Linked DNA regions of Homo sapiens: regions 1 and 3 are each linked to region 2. A link is an interaction called in ENCODE POLR2A ChIA-PET data of the cell type or tissue named here. Cell type or tissue: CD4-positive, alpha-beta T cell. All regions are shown on one strand. Links, peaks and the distances in the headings refer to the core of each region. The heading gives the core; the rest is flanking DNA.

What was found. ChIA-PET counts read pairs that join two places held together with the same protein. Peaks named below come from ENCODE experiments on the same cell type or tissue, not always from the same donor. Only the 100,000 strongest peaks of a DNase experiment are listed, where the experiment ranks them.
Region 1: POLR2A ChIA-PET joins it to region 2 with 5 read pairs; 5 of 35 experiments call an interaction of 5 or more read pairs at or near these places.
Region 3: POLR2A ChIA-PET joins it to region 2 with 5 read pairs; 2 of 35 experiments call an interaction of 5 or more read pairs at or near these places.

What each region holds. Positions count from the first base shown.
Region 1 is chr16:4,785,011-4,792,100 of GRCh38, forward strand. SEPTIN12 (septin 12) reads right to left here and starts at 3,335. Exons shown (of 10, transcript NM_144605.5): 1 at 3,270-3,335; 2 at 2,470-2,657; 3 at 970-1,095; 4 at 797-878. The coding sequence starts at 2,635. It also overlaps a transcript of SMIM22 not described here. In CD4-positive, alpha-beta T cell, for the core only: no CTCF peak of the experiment used is centred there; no DNase peak of the experiment used is centred there.
Region 2 is chr16:4,657,673-4,665,192 of GRCh38, forward strand. It overlaps MGRN1 (mahogunin ring finger 1), which reads left to right. Exons shown (of 17, transcript NM_015246.4): 6 at 7,037-7,103; 7 at 7,430-7,479. Among named protein-coding and RNA genes, the nearest start is that of MIR6769A, 9.9 kb to the right of the region's middle. RefSeq lists a silencer at 2,936-3,230. In CD4-positive, alpha-beta T cell, for the core only: no CTCF peak of the experiment used is centred there; a DNase peak (open chromatin) is centred at 3,069; H3K4me3 peaks cover 292 bases; H3K27ac peaks cover 2,459 bases.
Region 3 is chr16:4,883,190-4,889,942 of GRCh38, forward strand. PPL (periplakin) reads right to left here. Exons shown (of 22, transcript NM_002705.5): 19 at 5,789-5,872; 20 at 4,913-5,029; 21 at 3,946-4,038; 22 at 1-2,858. The coding sequence ends at 195. Among named protein-coding and RNA genes, the nearest start is that of UBN1, 39 kb to the left of the region's middle. RefSeq lists a silencer at 986-1,186 and an enhancer at 1,945-2,445. In CD4-positive, alpha-beta T cell, for the core only: no CTCF peak of the experiment used is centred there; no DNase peak of the experiment used is centred there.

The sequences.
Region 1 (7,090 bases), core at 4,535-7,034, 130 kb after region 2:
CTGAGGTGGGCGGACCACCCGAGGTCAGGAGTTTGAGACCAGCCTGGCCAACGTGGTGAAACCCCGTCTCTACTAAATAAATTCAAAAAAGTAGCCGAGCGTGTTGGCGGATGTCTGTAATCCCAGCTACTTGGGAGGCTGAGGCAGGAGAATTGCTTGAACCCCGGGAGGCGGAGGTTGCAGTGAGCAGAGATTGTGCCACTGCACTCTGGCCTGGGTGACAAGAGCGAGTCTGTCTTAAAAAAAAAAAAAATTAGCCGGAAATTGCTTGAACCCAGGAGGCAGAGGTTGCAGTGAGCCGAGATTGTGTCACTGCACTCTGGCCTGGGCGACAAGAGCTAGATTCTGTCTCAAAAAAAAAAAAGATCACACAGCCTGGCTGTTCCAGGTCTGGGGTGTTTCCCAAAGGTTGAAGGGGGAGGGGCACGGACAGGAGGGGACAGCCATGGCTTGGCCCCCACCTTTGAGAACCCACCACTTGTTGCGGGCACAGTGGCTCATGCCTGTAATCCCAGCACTTTGGGAGGCCGAGGCGGGTGGATCATCTGAGGTCAGGAGTTCAAGACCAGCCTGGCCAACATGGTGAAACCCCATCTCAACTAAAAATACAAAAAAAATTAGCTGGGCGTGGTGGCGGGCGCCTGTAATCCCAGCTACTTCGGGAGGCTGAGGCAGGAGAATCACTTGAACCTGGGAGGTGGAGGTTGCAGTGAGCCGAGATCATGCCATTGCACTCCAGCCTGGGTGACAAGAGTGAAACTCTGCCTAAAAAAAAAAAAAAAGAGAGAGAACCTACCAGTTGTCATTGTTGATCTGGTCCCCGAAGCCGGGCGTGTCCGTCACCGTCAGCTTCAGCTTCACACCCTTCTCCTCTATGACTGTGGAGGGAGAGCAGAGTCGGGAGAGACTGGACCCAGGTGGGATGGGGTGGGGCAGGGTGGGGTGAGGTGTGGGCAGGGGCTCACTCACCATGGGTCAGTGAATGCAGCTGCAGCGTCTGGGGTGTGGGCACCCCCAAGCCCGGTGGGTTTGACTTCCACACTTTGGACTTGAACAGCGTGTTCACCATCGTGGACTTGCCCAGCCCGCTTTGCCCTGGGAGTGGCAACCGGATGACAGCAGTTAGGGTGGGCGTTTTAGGCAGTTTTTCTCTAACTCTTTACTTTTCTATTTTATTTTTGGAGACAGGTTCTCACTCTGTCACCCAGGCTGGAGTGCAATGATGCAATCCCCGTTCACTGCAGCCTCGACCTTCCCAGACTCTAGTGATTCTCGCACCTCGGCCTCCCTAGTAGCTGGGACTGTAGGCACACGCCACCATACCCAGCTGATTTTTGCACTGCTTTTTTTTTTTTTTTTTTTGAGACGCAGTCTCGCTCTGTCACCCAGGCTGGAGCGCGATGGTGGGATCTCGGTTCACTGCAAGCTCCGCCTCCCAGATTCACGCCATTCCCCTGTCTCAGCCTCCCAAGTAGCTGGGACTACAGGCGCCCGCCACCACGCCTGGCTAATTTTTTTGTATTTTTAGTAGAGACGGGGTTTCACCATGTTAGCCAGGATGGTCTTGATTTCCTGACCTCATGATCCGCCTGCCTCAGCCTCCCAAAGTGCTGGGATTACAGGCGTGAGCCACCACACCCGGCCTTGCACTGTTTTTTAATTTTTAAGACAGGGTCTCAATCTGTCACCCAGACTCAAGTGATCGCAGCTCACTGCAACCTCCACCCTCAGGTTCAAACGATCCTCCCACCTCAGCCCCCCAAGTAGCTGGGATTCAGGTGCATGTCACCATGCCTGGCTAATTTTTAAATTTTTTTTGTAGAGATGGGGTCTTGCTGTGTTGCCTAGGCTGGTCATGAACTCCTGGCCTCCAGGGATCCTTCTGCTTCAGTCTTGCTCTGTCACCCAGGCTGGAGTACAGTGGCGCAATCTCGGCTCACTACAACATCTGCCTCCCAGGTTCAAGCAATTCTCCTGCCTTAGCCTCCTAAGTAGCTCCTAAGTACAGGCGCCCACCACCACGCCTGGCAAATTTTTGTATTTTTAGTAGAGACGGAGTTTCCCCATGTTGGCCAGGCTGTTTTCGAACTCCTGACCTCAAGTGACCCTCCTGCCTTGGCCTTTCAAAGTGCTGGAATTACAGGCTTGAGCCACCATGCCCGGCCTCATTTTTGTACTTTTTGTAGACATTAGGTTTTGCTAGTCTCAAACTCCTGAGCTCAAGTGATCCACCCACCTCAGTCTCCCAAAACCCTGGATTATAGGTGTGAGCCACCGCTCCAGGCACATTTTTGTCTTTTAATGACTCAGCATTTCTCAAATTTTCAATGACAACATCCCTGTGAGGTGCTATTATCAGGCCCACCTAAGAGATGGGGAGGGGCGACAGGCTGCCAAAGGTGAGGCCACACGCCCAGGCACGCGTAGCACTGTGGGTCTGTCCTGCCGTGGGCCCTACCTCTCACTCACCCACCACCATGATGTTGAACTCAAACCCCATCTTCATAGCCTTGATCTTCAGCTGGTCCAGCACAGCCTCAATGCCCACAGGACCAAGCATCTCGCAGGGTGGGGTGCTGGGGCTGGAGGGCTGCGAGGACAGGCAGGGAGAGGGGGAGCGCCTCAGGGGGTCCATGGGGGCCAAGGGTTCGAGATGCCTGTCACCAGGTGGGTGGGGAGAAGGGGGTCACTGGGGCTCAGAGGAGCCCACATTGACCTCTCCTATCTGAACCCCTATTTGAGCTTGGCCGTTGGCCAACCCCCTCCACACTTCATGCCTCTGGTGTACCCTAAGTGCCTGTAGTCCCAGGGGTGTGGCAAGGGTGCCTGTGGGGAGCTGTTTCTGCAGGGTGCCTCAACACCCATCCAGAGAGGCTCCGCTGCCCAAGGGTCTGCCCTGTCCCCACCTACAGCCCAGGCAGGGGCCTCTCAGGTCGCTTCCCCCAGCAGAGCCTGGAGGGCCAGGCAAAGTCCAGGATGGGTGTTTGCAGCCAGGCTGGAGTCCTGGAGGGGCTTCAGGGAGTGTGTATGGGGTGAAGTGGCTCCCGTCCCAGCAGGAAACTTGGGCAGGGGGCTCAGGAGGAGGTGCCCCCACTTTCCCCAGGGGGACACACAGCAGAGTTGATAGAGAGCGAGAAAGACGGCACAGGCATGAAGGTGACGGAGACAGAGAGAGAGAGACCAAGGTCAGGCAGGGAAGATGGCTGGGAGGGAGCGGTGCGAAGAGCCCACGGGGGGCAGAGAGAGAGAGAAGCAGCCTGCTGTGACACCTGGTGGACGTGGGTCCTGGTGGAGCTTCCAGGAGCTGCCTTGTCCTGGCAGGGCCTGGTGTGTGTGATGGGGGAGGGGAGAGGGTGACAGTTAACCGAAGAATCTGAGCTCCATCTGCACTTGCTGTGACCCCCACCTGGAGGCTTCTCTGCAGCAGGAGCAGGAGCTGTTACCCTTCTAATCCCCACAATGACCCCAGCCTAATAATACAATAATCCCCAAGTAGAACCAGGGGCCCAAGGCCCCCTCGTCAGCTGGGCTCCCACCTCCAAGCTGACGCCCTCAACCACTCTGCTGGGGTGAGCAAACCCAGGCCCCACAGCTGGCTAGCGGGATATCCGTGTCCACGATTGGCGCCATGTGTTTTAAGTTGCAGCGTCAAAAACATGAAGAGATTGCTTTAGCAAATATTTACCCAGTCCTGACTCTGCACATGGCATCGTTCTAGGAGCCCAAAGATGTTAACTTGTTTAATAATCAAGCCCTGTGAAGTAAGTGCTGTTACTACCCCAAGCTGATAGATAAGAGAGGGTCAGGTGAGGAGGTGGCAGAGTCTCTGCCGCTCTGAGTCTGTGTGCTCACCCTCTACTGCCTTTTTCTGGTTTACAGAAACATCTAGATTTCCGGTGTATCTTAGAGGTTATCACCCTGACTTGAGATGCCCTCTTTAAATAGGCCATGTGCTTTCCAGACTGTGGTCCTCACCCCTGCCTTACTGTCTCTCTGATAAGCTGTTTCTTTTTTTGTTGTTTGTTTTTGAGACAGCCTCGCTCTGTTGCCCTTGCTGGAATGCAGTGGCGCGATCTCGGCTCACTGCAACCTCCGCCTCCTGGGTTCAAGCAATTCTCTTGCCTCAGCCTCCCAAGTAGCTGGATTACCGGTGTGCACCACCACGCTAATTTTGTATTTTTAGTAGAGAAGGGGTTTCACCACATTGGTCAGGCTAGTCACAAGCTTCTGACCTCAAGTGATCCACCAACCCTGGTCTCCCAAAGTGTTGGGATTAGTGAGCCACCATGCCTGGCCTTTTTTTTTCTTTTTTCCTTTTTTTCTTTTTTTTTTTGAGACGGAGTCTCGCTCTGTCACCCAGGCTGGAGTTTAGTGGCATGATCTCGGCTCACTGTAAGCTCTGCCTCCCGGGTTCACGCCGCTCTCCTGCCTCAGCCTCCCGAGTAGCTGGGACTACAGGCGCCTGCCACCACGCCCGGCTAATTTTTTCCTATTTTTAGTAGAGACTGGTTTTCCCTGTGTTAGCCAGGATGGTCTCGATCTCCTGATCTCGTGATCTGCCCTCCTCGGCCTCCCAAAGTGCTGGGATTACAGGCGTTAGCCCCTGCGCCCAGCCCTTTTTAAAATTTTTTTGAGACACGGTCTCACTATGTTGCCCATGCTGGTCTCAAACTCCTGGGTTCTAGTGATCCTCTCACCTCAGCCTCCCTAAATGCTGAGATTACAGACGTGAACCACCATGCCCAGCCTGATAAGCTGTTTCTTATACCAAGTCCATCTCACACAGTTAATTCTTTCTTGTTTCCTGGTACTTGACTTCACAAGGCTTAGGCATTCCTGTGTCCTTGCTATTGGCAAATGTTTTCTCTTTCTTTTTTCTTTCTTTTCTCCTTTCTTTTCTTTCTTTTTTTTTTTTCTTTTTTGGGACAGGGTCTCACTTTGTCACCCAAGTTGGAGTGCAGAGGCACAATGACAGCTCACTGCAGCCTCGACTTCCTGGGTTCAAGTGATCCTCCTGCCCCAGCCTCCCTAGTAGCTGGGACTTCAGGTACGTAGACCATGCTGGGCTAATTTTTTTACTTTTTGTAGAGATGAGGTCTCCCTATGTTGCCCAAGATTGTCTTGAACTCCTGGGGTCAAGGGGTCCAGCTGCCTCAGCCTCCCAAAGCGCCACCACACTCAGGCTGGCAAGTGTTTTCTGTAAAGGGCCAGATGGTCCCTATTTTAGGCTTTGCTGGTCCTAAGTTCTCTGTTGCAACTACTATGCAACTTTTCATTGCAGTGAGAAAGTCGCCACAGACAATAGGTAAACAGATGGGCGTGGCTGTGTCTAAGTAAAACCGTATTCACAGAAGAAAGGTGGCCGTGGTTCCAGCTTTCCTGAGCCCCAGGCCGACTTCTGCCCTTTGCTGTCCACTACCTTCTGCCAGTTCTTCCTTCTGGGGAACTCCCGCTCCTTCCTGGAGGCTTAACCTTAAAGGCTTAGAGGCTAGGGGTCAGCCAGGTGCGTTGACTCATGCTTGTAATCCCAGCACTTCAGGAGGCCAAGGTGGGCAGATCACTTGAGGTCCGGTTTGAGACCAGCCTGGCCAACATGGCGAAACCCCATCTCTACTAAAAATACAAGAATTAGCTGGGCTTGGTGGCGGGCACCTGTAGTCGCAGCTACTTGGGAGGCTGAGGCAGGGAGAATAGCTTGAACCGAGGAGGTGGAGGTTGCAGTGAGCCGAGATCGTGCCATTGCACTCCAGCCTGGGCGACAGAGTAAGACCCTAGCTCAGTAAATAAATAAATAAATAAATAAGTAAGTAAATAAATAAAGGCTTAGAGGTTAAGGGTGGGCCAGGCAGGGCCCAGGGTGGCAGGGACGATGGGGCACAGCCTGTCCTGGACCACAGTTTGTTGTCCAAGGTGAAATCTTGAAAACCACAATTCCACAGCCCTTGAGGGATTCAGCACGGGGGCCTCTCCCATAAGCAGCTGAGGATGTGGTTAGTGGATGAACAAATGGCTCTGGTGATGGTGACGTGTGGACTGCGTTTGAGCAGTAGACGTACCTCTGGGGATGTCCCCTAAGGAAATGCGCCTCTGTGCAGAGAAAACACTTTCTCCAGGAAAATCCTCCCATGTGAGCGATGGTCTAATTCTGAAAATCGTGGCGGTGAGGGGAGGAGCCTCACTGGGTGCCAGTAGGGACTGCACCATGTAAGTGCCGTCAAAGGAGTAGTTTGCAGAAAGCATGCTGTCATCTGGAAGGTGCTCCCGGTGGTGTTGACTGGCAAAAGCCAGGGAAAAAACGATCTATGCAGCGTGACTATGGTGGAAGAGGACAAAAGCCTGGATGGAATCACACGTCAACACGGCGATAATAGCACAGGGCATTCAGTGCACGTTTCTGTGAGCCTTCCATCATGCTTCGACGGCTCTGACATCGATGATCAGTTCATTTCATCCTCACGACACTGGGAGGAGGTGGATACTATTAACATACCCATTTTACAGATGAGTATACTGAGGCAGAAGGGCTCAGGGAACGTTACTCAAGCTCACACATTGGTGGGTCTTATGGCATGCAATCGAACCTGGGTCCAGAAGTCTGACTCACCGGAACCACTCCCTGCCACAGCCTCCTCCTCCTGTTACTGTCCTGCCTGGGACTGGGCGGGGCTCTGTGACTTTTGTCTTTTTTGTTTTCTGAGACACAGTCTCACTCTGTCACCCAGGCTGGAGTGCAGTGGCGAGATCTTGGCTCCCTGCAACCTCTGCCTCCCGGGTTCAAGTGATTCTCCTGCCTCAGCTTCCCGAGTAGCTGGGATTACTGGCACCAACCACCACGCCCGGCTAATTTTTGTATTTTTAGTAGAGACGGGTTTCGCCATGTTGGCCAGGATGGTCTCGAATTTCTAACCTCAGGTGATCTGCCCACCTCGGCCTCCCAAAGTGCTTGGATTACTGGTGTGAGCCACCGCGCCTGGCCTGACTTTGTCTTTTAACAACTTGGTGGTTTCCAGATCTTCTTTAAGAGATAGATACGACTTTCATAATAGTAACAACAAACATTAGAAACAAGGTACCCAGAGAGACAGGAAGA
Region 2 (7,520 bases), core at 2,034-4,533:
ACACCAGGTGGCATTCCTTCAAGCTTTTTAACCTTACTTTTGTTTAAAATCTTGGTGCAGACATCCTTTTTTTTTTTTTTTTTTTTTTTTTTTGAGACAGTCTCGCTCTGTCGCCCAGGCTGCAGTGCAGTGGCGCGATCTCGGATCACTACAACCTCTGCCTCCTGGGTTCACAGCATTCTGCCTCAGCCTCCCGAGTGGCTGGGACTACAGGCGCCTGCCACCACGCCCGGCTAATTTTTTGTATTTTTAGTAGAGACGGGGTTTCACCGTGTTAGCCAGGATGGTCTTGATCTCCTGACCTTGTGATCCGCCGGCCTCGGCCTCCCAAAGTGCTGGGATTACAGGTGTGAGCCACCGTGCCCGGCCATTGCTGCAGACCTCTTTTAACCAGGTCTTTTGTAGGTTGCGGCTTGAGTGGCTGCTTTGCTAGTTGCTCCTCCTAGGCCCCTCTCCAGCTTTTAGTCAAAGCTGTGTCCTCCCTCCTTCCCCCTTTGCCTTGTTTTCCAGCGTCCATCTGGTCTGCAGCTTGCAAAGACCCTGGTCCAGGGGGTTCCTGTGTAACAGTACAGACCTTGTGTGGCCGGGCGCGGTGGCTCATGCCTGTAATCCCAGCACTTTGGGAGGCCGAGGCAGGCGGATCACGAGGTCAGGAGATCAAGACCATCCTGGCTAACACGGTGAAACCCCGTCTCTACTAAAAATACAAAAAAATTACCCGGGTGTGGTGGCGGGCGCCTGTAGTCCCACCTACTGGGGAGGCTGAGGCAGGAGAATATCATGAATCCAGGAGGTGGAGCTTGCAGTGAGCCGAGATCACGCCACTGCACTCCAGCCTGGGCGACAGAGTGAGATTCCGTCTCAGAAAAAAAAAAAACAATGTAGACCTTGTGGGTCCCAGGTCTGAGGCCAGGAGGAGACACTGACCACATGCCCTGCTAGCAGGCCTCATGAGCTGACTTACGCTGGGGCCAGTCCTGTGGCTGTGTTCCTGACGTTTAGCCACTCTCTGTAAAAAGCCTCCCTTGTCCTTGCATTAAAAATAAAACAAGCCAGGTGTGGTGGCTCTCGCCTGTAATCCCAGCACTTCGGGAGGCTGAGGTGGAAGGATCATTTGAGGCCAGGAGTCTGAGACAAGCCTGAGTAAAACCTTGTCTCTATGAAAAATACAAAAATTAGCTGGATGTGGTGGTATTTGCCTGTAGTCCCAGCTACTGAGGAGGCTGAGGTGGGAAGATCGCCTGAGCCTGGGAGATGGAGGCTGCAGTGAGCCATGATCGTGCCAGCGCACTTCAGCCTGGGTGACAGAGCGAGACCCTGTCTCAAAAGTAAGACTACCTGGGAGTGGGGGACCACCAGGTTGTCTAAGGAGGGGTGAAAACCGAACAGATCAAAACTCCCATGCTGATCAGTAGTGGGATTGTACCTTGGAATAGCCACTGCAGTCCAGTCTGAGCCACATAGCGAGACTCCATTTCTTAGGAAGGTAAAAAAAAAATAAAAATAAAAATAAAATAAAAGTAAAATAAACGTCTCCCCAGACTCCCTCGGGTGGGTGGAGTCTCTGTCCTCTCCCGGCATCACTGGCGTGGACCCTGCACCCTGCTCTCACGTGTGACTGTGGGTGCTGTGTGGCGTGTGTGCTGAGCTCTGGGGAGTGGGAGTTTGGGAGGTGTCTGTGTTTCCTGTTTGTTTCATGTTTCCTGGGGTCCCTCCCCAGCCCCTCTGGGGAGCCCCAGTCTCCGAGCCCTGTGAGCCATGGGTTTGCAGGTGAGGTGGCCGGGGTAGGGGAGTGGTCATTGTGGCCAGCTTCCTGAGGGGTACGGTGTTTAGGGCCCAGAGAGGGTTGGAATCACGATGCCCCCAGTTGTCCTTACCTCTGTCCCGGACTTGGCACTGGACCCGCCAGGGGGCCTTTGGTGAGGGTTTGCTGAGGAAGCTGAAGGAGGGCCCGCGTGCAGCATAGTGCTGGCTCGTCTGTGGATGGCCACGCTGAGTTGGCGCACATAAGGGGCAGCTGCTGCTGCGGGGCCTTCAAGGTGCTATCCTTGTCAGGACTTTTGTGGATGCAAGTGACAGAAAAACATTTGGTCTGGTTTAAGAAAAGAAAACCAGAGACTTACTGGTGTAGATTCAGAGAAGGCTGGGTGGCCTGAGATTTCTTCCAGGGCCTGTGTCATCAGGGTGGGGATCTCTGTGGCTTAGCCTCCCATCTCCCTCAGCTGGCCCTGCTCCAGCGCGTGGCCATCCGGCTGGGTCCGGAGATGCTTGGAGGCCGTGTGTCTTCTCTTTGTGGCCCCATTTGGGGCGGGGGCCTCCCGTCCTGCAGCCAGGCCGCAGAGACCTGGAGTAGGAGGGAGACGCTTCCCCGAAGAGAACCTGAGGGGCTCAGATGCTGGGCCAGGCATGGCTTAGCATCAAGAGCGCAGCTGCAAGGACAGGCCACAGGGGTGCCCAGCATGGCTGCACTGGCCTTGCCCAGGAGCAGAGAGGACATGTGTGGAGGGGCTGGGGGCCCACTTTCGTTCTGCCGCTTTTTCTCTCTAGAGTGTTAGGCCAGTTCTGCAGCTCTGTGAGCCTGGGTTTGCCCCTCTGTAGACTGGGGCTGGAAGCAGTCCCTCGCAGGGTGGCCACGAGGGGTCCGTGATCAGCATGCAAAGGGCTTTACCTGGAGCCGCCCACTGTAAACCCGTCTGCCAGCCGGGGAGTGGGAGAGAAGGCTATAGCCACCATCTTGCACGCCTCCCCAGACCGTTGGTTTTTATTCCACACCAGTAAAGCACTGTCAGCACCTAGTTTCTGCAGTGTGATGAGAAAAAAAATCACAGCTCACTCAGAGGCTCCTCAGAGCACAGAGCGGCCCACGCCAGTGCTGAGGTGCTGGCTGCGCGGATGCATTCCAGGCCTGGGCAGAAGCGAAGGGGTGGGCAGGGGCGCGGGGGTGGATGCGCTCCAGAAAGCTCTGCCTCCCCCGTTTGGCTCCATCACCTAAAGGAGTGGCTGCCGGTGCGCGAACTCCCCATTTCCGGGCTTCATGACAGCCCTTGTGGCAGCAGTGTGGGAGCGTTGCCAGGCAACCCTGGGACGATGACTCCTGTGTGGACTCAGTGGAGTGGGCAGGAAACAGGCTCACAAGGGGCCTACAGTCCCAGCATGATCAGCCCTGACAGGCCCCCCAGACCGGGGAAGGGAGTGTCCCTCACTCTGGCAAGCCCAGGTGTCTGTGGTATCCCTCAGACGGCTGGGAGCTGGAGGCCTAGCTGGGTCCCAGTGGGTGTGAACATGTGCCCCACGTCCCTGCAGCCTTTTATTTTTCCCCCTTTTTTTGAGACAGGGGCTCACTCTGTCTCCCAGGCTGGAGTGCAGTGGCACAATCACAGCTTGCCGCAGCCTCGAACTCCTGGGTTAAGCGATCCTCTCACCTCAACTTTCACAGTAGCTGGGACTACAGGTGCCACAACTACTGGCTGATTTTTTTTTTTTTTTGGTAGAGACAGAGTTTCTCTATGTTGCGTAGGCTGGTCTCAAACTCCCGGGCTCCAGCAATCCTCGTACCTCGGCCTCCCAGAGTGTTGGGATTATAGGCGTGAGCCACCACGTCAGGCCCACCAGTCTGCAGCTTTCTGATGTGTGTGGACGTTTTCACAAAGCCGTGGCCCAGGATTGGCCGCCTTGGCCACCTTTCGCACCCTTTTCTCCTGCACCCTCCAGCCCTCTCCCGGAGGAGGCTGGGTCGGCTCCTGTTGCCTGGACACACAGGGCTTCAGGGTGCTGGTGTTGACTGTGTGTTCTGCCAGCCACAGCACTTGGAGCTTTGTGTTAGGCACGGCTTCCGTTCCATTTTGCCAAATGGGGAAACTGAGGCTCAGGTGGGGTTCTAATTGTAGTGAATGGGTGAGGAGCTAGACTTGATGCCGGCAGCCTTGACTCTGGCCCTGGGCCAGTGCCCTGCCAGCTCCTGGCTCCACCCTTCCTCACTAACAGAGACCACGGCACTTCTCAGCCTTCACAGCATAGCCCCCAGCATCAGTGTCTCTGTCCACCTCTGTCCATGTGTGCGTTGTTGTCCATCCCATGGGACTTGTGGCTGGAACCCCTGACCCTTCCTCGTGAGATGCGGGGCCTAGGTCCGTGTGGACTTGGTCTCCAGGCTTGTGGTTTGTTCAGCAGATGGCTGCCTGCCCAGGGCTTCTTGTGTGGATGGGTTACGTGTGCCATTCATTCTGGTCTGAATGGAACTCTTAGCTCCAGATGGCAGGAAGCTGCGGTAGCCGTGTGCCAGGTGCCTGTGGGTATGGAGTCCCTGCTGGGTGGGGACATGCCTGGGAACGCCAGGGTGCTGCCAGCCTTTGCCGTGTGTCCATGTCCACATAGCCTCCCTGGTTCGCAGTCGGGTACTTTCTTGACACTGATGTTTGTCCCCGTCCCCTTCTCCTGACTGCTGTCTGTGGTCCGCTGTAACTCCTTTCTTCTCGTCTGTATTTTTGGTAGGAAATTCGCTGTGTTGACAAATGTTAGGAAGAAACATTTCCCTCGGTTCCTTAAATAATAGTAATATTTGGCCGGGCGCGGTGGCTGACACCTGTAATCCCAGCATTTTTGGAGGCTGAGTTAGTCGGATCACTGGCGGTCAGGAGTTCGAGACCAGCTTGGCCAACATGGTGAAACCCCGTCTCTACTAAAAATACAAAAATTTAGCTGGGCGTGGTGGCGGGCGCCTATAATCCCAGTTACTTGGGAGGCTGAGGCAGGAGAATTGCTTGAACCCAGGGGGTGGAGGTTGCAGCGAGCCGACATCCTGCCACTGCACTCCATCCTGGGTAACAGATCAAGACTCTGTCTCAAAAAAAAAAAAAAATCATAATAGTAATACTCACAACAACTGTAGCAGCCACCACAGGCAGTGTCTCTGTGCTGGGTCTGTCGAGAGGACTTCATTTGCGCTTTATCCTTGAAACCCATGCGGTAGCGTGGTATTGACCCCATTTTACAAGGAAAGAAGCCGAGGCTCGGAGGGAGGAGGGCCTGAGATGAAAGCCACCCTGGTCACTGGGGTGGGGACGTGTGCCCCTGCCCTGCTTCCGCTGCCCACTTCACGGGGGGACAGCAGGGGAGAGGAGACATCCTATGTGTCTGTTGGTTCTGAGCATTGCTGTTCAGGGGCGGGTGCTTGGCTGCGGGCTCAGGGTTCCCTTGTGCTGGGCCAGGAGTAGTCCCACCTGGACATCCGTGGGGGTGGTTGCTGCAGACATGGAGGGGCTTGTCCCTTCCTCATGGGTCTTAGTCAGTGAGGCCTGTGGTCGGTCTTGGGAGGCAGGAGGCTCTCCCCTCACCCAACTGCCCTTGCCTGGGCTGGGCCTGCCAGGCCTTTCCTATTTGATGTTTCATCCATATTTTGTTTTTGTTTTTGAGACGGAGTCTCACTGTGTCGCCCAGGCTGGAGTGCAGTGGTGTGATCTCGGCTCACTGCAATCTCCGCCTCCCGATTTCAAGTGATTCTCCTACCTCAGCCTCCCGAGTAGCTGGGATTACAGGCATGCGTCACCATGCTTGGCTAATTTTTGTATTTTTAGTAGAGACAGGGTTTCACCATATTGGCCAGGCTGGTCTCAAACTGCTGACCTCAGGTGATCCGCCACCTAGGCCTCCCAAAGTGCTGGGATTACAGGCGGGAGCCACGGCACCTGGCCTTGTTTTTTTTTTTTTTTTTTTTTTTTTTACACCTTTATTGTGTTATAATTACCATCTCCTGCAGCTCACTCGTGTTAAGCGAATGATTCGCTGGCTTTTAGAATGCTCACAGTGGCACAGCCAGCATCTGTTCTTTCAGTAAATCTTCATTGAGAAATAAATGATTCTTTTTCTTCCCAGAATAAACAGATGCATGTGTCCATTGCTGTTCTGTGCCAGACACCGAGGATGTCATGGTGACTGGAGAGGCAGGGTCCCTGCCCTCTATGGAGGGAGTCAGGGAGCCTGATGGTGGCCGGTGGCTTTCCTGGTTGCCAGGGTATGAGCAATAGAAGCCCAGGGGCGAAGTGCTTCCTGAGGCCCAGAGAAGGACGTGGCCTGTAGAGAGTAGGGCGAGACCCACAGAGCAGTGCTGGGGAGCAGGGGTCTGAGAGGATGGCACTGTGCTGGGCTGACTGCTGGGGCCCTGGGGGCCGTGGGGAAGAGGGTGGCCTTCAGCCTGTGCACAGCAGGGGGTGGGATGAACGCAAGAGGAAGCTTCTCTTTGGACTCAAGCCAGCCTCGTGGTCTCCCTTGCTTGCCTTTTGTGTTTGCTGGGGCCAAGTCCGGTGCCTTCTTCAGAAAGTTACAGGGAGTTGCCCAGTGACCAGCACTTCCCCTCAGAGGCACGCACCCGGGAGAACTGAAAACGCGGTTCAGGCAGACACTTGCGCACCGGTGTCCAGTGCAGCGCTGCTCACCGTAGCCAGGACACAGGCCCAGCCCGGTGTCCGTCGCAAAGGAACGCGTGCACAGCGTGTGGATATCCACACAGTGCCTGTTATTTGGCCAGAAAAAGGAAAGCAGCACCGATGCGTGCTGCACCGTGGGTGAACTTTGGAAACATACCTAGACACAGAAGGTCACCTGTTGTGCAATTCCATGTAAATGACAGGTCCAAAAATGGCAAATCCCTGGAGACAGGAAGCACATGGTGGCTGCCGGGGGCTGGAGGAGGGGATGGGGAGTGTGTGGGTGCTGATGGCTACGTGTGGGGTTTCCGTTTGGGGTGATGAAAAGTTCTGGAAATGGATGGTGGCGGTTGCATGACATTATAGATGTACTTTACTCAACGCTGTTGAAACGTAGTTAAAATGGCAGATTTTGTGTTGTATCTGTTTTAACACACACATAAAAAAGGTGCCAAGCCTGGCATCCGCCTTCCCTGCCATCTCGAGGCGTGTCCTCTGAGCTCTGCTGCTGCCTCCTGCTCCTGCCTGCTTTGTCCAGCTCATTTGTTGACCGACTCCAGGCTTCCAGGCTTGGCTGTGTGGGTCCTGACCATTCTTGGCAACTCTCTCCTCAGCTGAACTTTGACCTGGACCGGGGCGTGTTTCCAGTAGTCATCCAGGCTGTGGTGGACGAAGGAGATGGTGAGTGCGTCCTCTTCCGTCCTCCTGGGCGTGCAGGCCGTGCAGGGAGGAAGCACGTCTTGAGGGAGGAGTGCTTGCAGCAGTGATGAAGCAGGCCAGGCATAGGGCCTTGGGCTTCCCACAGGGCAGGGTGTGAGCAGCTTGGAGTCCCGGGCAGGTGAGGAGGTGGAAAGTGCAGGAGGGCAGGTCCCAGAACAGGCTCAGGACTCTATGGACTCTGTGCAGGCTGAGCCCTCGGTGCCGCAGGCCTACCAGGGTCGGGGAGGTGAGATGCCTGGGTGGGGCAGGCCCCGACTCTGACTACTCTGCCCCTCTCTCCCCAGCAGTGGTGGAAGTGACTGGCCACGCCCACGTGCTCTTGGCTGCCTTTGAAAAGGTAAGTGCCATCTGGCCATCACTTTCCCGGGGACCTGGGAG
Region 3 (6,753 bases), core at 2,762-5,261, 230 kb after region 2:
GTTGGGACGAGAGTTGCCTGTCTTCAGCCAGTGCCTGTCTCATATGTGGGCGGGACTCTGAGCAGCCTGGCAGCGAGGGTATGTATAAAATGCTTGGCCTGCACCAGGGCAAGGGAGAGGACGACACCAAGGAGGTCACTGCGTCGTAGGAGAGGGCCAGCGTCTGCCGTTACGAAGAGTTGCAAGAGCTGTGCCTACTTCTGCCCAGATACCAAGACCGCCAGCTCCTGGATGGACATATCCTTGTTGACATAGCGGTCATACTGAGCAGGGGTCAGCCTGCCACTCTGCAGGGCCTCTTCGATGGAGAACTTCTTGCCAGACTTCCTGTCGTGTATCACTGAGGACTCCCCATTGGGACCCTTCACTGAGATCTCCTCCCAGTCGCACTCCTGGCTTCTGAGTTTCACGAACATGTTCCAGTCAATGAGCCCGGCACGGTGGGCTTCCTCCGGGGACAGCTCGCGGCCTGTGTCAGGGTGGATGACTACGATGGAGCGCCGCAGGTGGTTCTCCCGCTGCTCCCGCTTGACGGCCACGGAGCCCAGGCGCTTCTGCAGCTCGTCGATCTCGAGGTCTTTGTCCTTGGAGAGCCTCTTGAGGTCATCCAGTTCCCTCTCCAGGGACCACAGTCTGGAGTCATGGTTGGTCCCAGAGTCCGCCACGGTCATGTTCCGCAGGTCTCGTGTTTCCGTCGCTGCCATGTTGATTTCCGATTGGAGCCTTCGGGTCTCCAGCTGCAGGTTTTGCCTCTCCAGCTGTAATTTGTGGTTCTCTTCCCTCAGAAAGTCTAGTTCCTTGGATGACTTGGAGTTATGGAATTCCAGCTCCGAAAGCCTGGCTTCCAGCCGGCTCACCTCGACGTCCAGCTCGCGCTTGCTGCGGCTCTCCTCCTCCAGGCTGCTCTTGAGCCTCTGGATCTCTTGCTCGGTGTCGCCCTTCTCCACCTGGACACTCTCGGAGAGCACCACCTTCTCCTTGACCTCCGCCTTCTCCAGTGCAGCCAGTTTCCTCCGGAGGGTCTCGAGCTCCCCCTCCAGGAGCTGCCGCCGGTGCTGCTCTTCTTCCAGCTGGAGTCGGAGCAGGGCATGCTCTCGCGCCTGCTGCGGGTCCTGCTGCAGCACCACCTTCTGCGTATGGGTTACCTTCTCACGGGCCTCAGCTTCTTCCTGCTCCAGCGCTGCCAGCCGCTGCTGCAACCGCTGTACCTCGCGCTCGGCCTCCCTGCGGGCCTGCCGCTCGCGCTCTAGCTCCTCCAGCTGCCGCTCAAGCTCGGTGCGCCGGCGCTGCAGCCGCCGCAGCTCTGCCCGCAGCTTGTCAATCTGCCGCAGCTCCACATCGATGCTCTCGGCAAAGGCGCTCGCCTCGGCCCGCAGGCCTGGCTCCTCCTCATACCTGACCACCTCCTGCTGCACCACCCTTTCCTTCACCCGCGAGAGCTCCTCCTCTTTCCGGGCGATCTGCTCTTCCTGGGAAGCTCTTTCCCTCTCCAGATCCACTTGTTTCTTCTGCTCCTCTGAGAGCTTTGCCCTCAGAGACGCCACCTCCTCCTTGGTTTGAGGGTCTTCTTGGAATTGGAGGATCTCCTGGACCACCTCTTTGGTCTGGACCTGGGGTTTGGTGTCTTTCAGGGCCTGGATTTCCTTTTTCAGCTGGTAGATCTCTAAATCACACCTTTCGATCAGTCTGGTCTTGTCCACGATCTCCTCCCTGAGCCGCTGAAGCTCCTTCTCCATCTCAGGGTCAGTCTTGTACTTAATGACTTCCTTAGTCACCTCTTTGACTTCCACCTGGGGGCCTCGCCTCCTGAGGGCCTCCAGCTCACTCTGGTAGCTCCGGAGCTGCTCCTCGGCACCCCGGTACTTTCGCTCCTGCTCCACAAGCTCCAGGCGGAGGTTCGCCACTTCACTTTCCGCCTTGGGGTCTGGCCGCACGATCTCCCGCACCTTCTCCTGCACCACCACTTTGGCGTTCTCCTCCTCCAAGGCCCATATCTTTCGGAGCAGCTCCGTCTTCTCCCTCTGGCTAGCGCGAGCCTTGGCAGCCTCGTCCTCATATTGGCGGGTGAGATCGCTGACCTCCCTCTCGGTGGCCGCGTCCTTCTCCACCTTGAGCACCTCCTTGACGGTGATCTTGCCCTCGGCCATGGCCCGCTCCTTCTCTAGCCTCTTGAGCTTGTCCTGGAGGAAGCTCAGCTCCTCCTCCTGCTTCTCCCTGAGCTGGTCCTGGCGCTGGTGGTCCTCCTGCAGCTGCTGGTACTCTGCCTCCAGCTGGGGGTCATTCTGCAGTTTCACCACCTCTTTCTCTGTGACCTTCTCCTGCGCCCGGCTCTTCTCTTCAGCCAGGGCGGCCACACGCTGCTGCAGGAGGAGCACCTCTGCCTCCCGGGCGCCCTTCTGCCGCCTCAGTGCCTCCAGCTCCTCCCGCAGCTGCAAGACCTCATCCGCCTGGGCCCTGTCAGGCTCGATGCGCAGGACCTCCTTGACCACGTACTCCTGCCCCCCGTCTCTGGTCTCCTGCTCCAGGGCACGCAGCTGCAGCTGCAGTGCCTCCAGCTCCTCCTGCAGCAGCTGGTTCTTGTGCTGCTCCTCTGCCAGCGTCCGCTGCAGCTGCTGGAAGCTCTCCTCCAGCACGGGATCCGGCACCTTCTTGAGCACCTCCTTCCTCACCACCGATTCCTGAGGCCCCTGATTCCTCAAGGTCCAGATTTCTTCCTGGGTGCTCTTGACCTCGTTCTCCAGCTGCCGCCTCCGCTCAGTCTCCTCATCCAGTTCCTTCCTGATCTTCCACGCCTCCTCCACTCCAGAGTCCGGCCTATTCCTTTGCAGGGTCTCATGGGTCACTTCTACTTCCGGCTGCTGTGATGGAGAAGACAAGACAAGGTTAAAGCCAGGCTCTGGCAGCACATGTAGGGCCTGTCCCCACCTGGTCAGAGTGGCTGTCCTGTGGTCCCCAAGGGACTCCCTCAGTGCCAGTTCATGTTAGTTGTAGAGTTCTAGGGTTACTTTCAAAAAGGATCAAACAACTAGTTTGGGGTTTTTTTTAATCAGGTAAAACATTTTTGAGCTGTGGAAGAGTTTAAAATGAAACCACGGTCTCCCACCTCTGGTCCCCGTCCTAGGGCGTGTCTGTCAGCCTTGCAGATGCTATCTGTGCTCACACAAGAATATCTGTCTGTAGTATGTACCATGTGTTTATCTCTCCTGCACAAATGGTATTCCTGCTGCTCACTGCACTTACAGAGCTCATTCCAGCTCAGCACAGAGAGTGCTGCTTCAGGATTTACCAGCAGCATTGTTTCCGCTCTCTGGACAGACCGCAGTTTAGCCCATTGCTGATGAAGAGTGAACTGCTTCCAGTGTCTTGCTATTAAAAAACAATGCTGTCATCAACATCATGGACTTCAGAAAATAACATTCACTTTCTTTTGTTTCTTTCTTTTTTTCTGAGACAGAGTCTCGCTCTGTTGCCCAGGCTGGAGTGCAGTGGCACAGTCTCAGCTCCCTGCAACCTCCACCTCCTGGGTTCAAGCAATTCTCCTGCCTCAGTCTCCTGAGTAGCTGGGATTACAAGCATGCGCCACGACGCCCAGCTAATTTTTGTATTTTTAGTAGAGACGGAGTTTTACCATGTTGGCCAGGCTGGTCTCGAACTCCTGACCTCAGGTGATCCGCCTGCCTCGGCCTCCCAAAGTGCTGGGATTACAAGCGTGAGCCACCATGCCCAGCTGAAAATAGCATTCACTTTCAGCAGATGTTTACTGAGTTGAATAAGTTCTCATGTCAGTAGAAGCATTGGCTCGGGCCAGTCTTTGCATTGGCCCTGCCCAGAAACGTTAGCAAGGGGACACTTCCATCAATTCACAAACCATTTCTCTAAGACAGAGTCTGTATTTGTCACCTGTTAGAACAGCCTGAAGTAGAATTTCTTACTAAGATCAGTTACCTGTCTGAGGAGATTCAGAGCAAACTCCAGATTCTGCAGCCTCTGTCTGTTGATGGCATAAACTTCAGTGAACTTGGCGGCAAGTGCTGCTTCCTGCAGAGAAGAGGATTAGGAGAGCGGTCAACAAACAGGTGTCAACAGGGTAAGCAACAGAGAGCTAGACAGCGTGGACGTGGTTCTTGAGAAGTGTGGAATTTGGGGGTAGAGGCATAGCTCTTGCCCACTCCTGCCTGGAGTTAGACTGTAGCCTCACCGGTGGAGAGAAAAATGGATCTCGAGGCAGAAGATCCAGGCCAGGGTCTTGGCCACACTGACTTTGAGCAAGTCTTTCTGCCTCTTAGAGCACCAGTGTTCTCTCTTGTGTGTACAGGAGACTAATATCAGCCCTCCACTGTACTTACTGAGGTGAGCAAAACAGGAACTTCCCAGATCCATGGTTCTGACCCTGACACTTCTGTTCAGCTGCATTTTCAAAAATTTTTATTTCTTAAAGACAGAATCTCTTTCACTCAGACTGAAGTGCCATGGTGTGATTGTAGCTCACTGCAGCCTTGAACTCCTGGGCCCAAGTGATCCTCCCTCCTCAACCTCCCAAGTAGCTGGGACTACAGGTTTGCACCACCACGCCTGGCTAATATTTTTGTAGATATGGGGTCCTGCTTTGTTGCCCAGGCTGGTCTCCAACCCCTGGGCTCAAGCAGTTCTCCCACCTCGGCCTCCCAAAGTGCTAGGATTACAGGTGTGAGCCACTGCGCCCGGCCTTGCTGTCTTTCTAGGCATATTGATGTCACTGCCCTAGAACAAGTTCCTCATCTCTTACCAAACCTGTTTGCATGCAGGAGGGCTCTCAGTGGCTTCCCTGTTGTGTGTGCATCTCTGAGGCCAGCGTGTGACACCATGCTCCCTGGGGAGCAGGGCAGCTTGGCCTCCACCTCAGTCCCGAGGCCGCCTGGCCCATGGAACTCACCTCTTCCTTCACTTTGGTGGCAGGAGATTGGAGCCTGGCTCTCTTGCTCACGTGGCTTCTCCTTCCATTCTCCAAGTCGAGAAGAGACCTTAGTTTTTCTGCTTCTAACTCATAGTCCTGCATGAGGGAGAGACATGGCAGAGGGGAGATTAAAACAGCTGAGAAGAGACAGACATGTTCCTGTACCCCTTCAGGCTGACCCAGACCTGCCCTGTGCCATGTGCTGGTTTTATAATCTGCGTGGGTCTTCCTCACAGCTGCACCCTGCAGTGATTTCCAGGAGGTTTTGAGAATTACTGATATCTCAGCAGTACATAGCTCCATCACTCAGTAACATATGAGACAAGAAGTGCCCCCTGAATTCCCCTCCCAGCCTTTCTACATGCCTAGAGATTTTCACATTCTGCTGCTGCTTTTAACATCGTACCATAACCCTGTCTCACCTTGCCACCACCTCTTCTCATGTTTACCAGCTTGCTGACTTTATAATCCATCAGGTGGATGTGTGCTGATTCACGCAGCTTTCCCCTTCCACTGGACACCAGTCCTTTCCAGCGTACTAGTTTTGCTATTGTAAATAGTGCTGTTGCAACAATGTTGTTTATCCTGCATTTTTTTTTTTGTACTTTTTCCTTAAGGATAAATTCCCCCAAAGTGTTTACTGCTTCAGAGTATAAAACCCTTTTACAGCATTCCATGTCTAGTACCATGCTGTTTTCCCAAAAGCCTGTGCCAGTTTGCACAGCAGCCGGCAGTGCCTCGGATGGCCAGCTCCACCCCCATGTGCCAGGGCCGGTGCTTGCTGCTTCTCTGACCAGGGCACGGTGGAATAAGACCCCTGCTGTTTGTGCTTTGGGCGGAAGTTTCCCGGCTCACCTTTACAGCTTGCTGGTACTGCTGGGAATTGGCACAGATCTTCTGTACTTCCTGCTCCCTACTTGCTATCTCATCTAGCAGGTTCTGTAAGACAGAGTTTAAAAATCAAAACTAACCAGAAAAAAAATTTAAAAAAGCAACCATGGATGCAGTAGCTGGAAATCTCAGAATCTGAATTTATTCTTCTCTAGCACAAAGTATGATGAATGGCTCCCTTGTATACATTTTTATTCATTGCAAAAGGCAGTTTTTTTGTTGTTGTTGTTTTTTTTTTTTTTTTTTTTTTTTTTTTTTTTTGAGACAGTCTCACTGCATCGCCCAGGCTGGAGTACAGTGGCGCGATCTCAGCTCACTGCAGCCTTAGCCTCCTGGGTTCAAGCAATTCTCCTGCCTCAGCCTCCCAAGTAGCTGGGACTACAGGCTCCTGCCACCATACCCAGCTAATTTTTTTTTGTATTTTTAGTAGAGATTTGGTTTCATTATGTTGGCCAGGCTGGTCTTGAACTCCTGAACTTGTGATCCTCCTGCCTCAGCCTCCCAAAATGCCGGGATTACAGGTGTGAGCCACCGCGCCCAGCCACAAAAGGCAGTTCTAAGGCTCTGTGAAGAAGGGCCAAGATCATTATCTCTGCTAGGAAACAAATGTTTACTGATGATTTGGACCACCAGACACTGTTCTGCTGTCTGACTTAGATTATCTCATTTAATCTTCAAACGATGCCAGGAGGTAAGCATCGTGACCTCCAGCTTATGAGTGAGGAAAGCTTCTGAGGTGGGGATGTGGCTGATGGGGTGGACCCGGGATTTGCATCTCAGCCATTGGCTTCCCGTGTTCCTCCCTCACCCCAAGGCACTGCGTTGGGCATGGGGGAGGCAGGAGTCCCAACTTTGAAAATGGGATTTCCCCCACAAAGGCGGCTCCTCATTCTGTAGCTGTTCACTCACATAGCCAACCCACGCCAAGT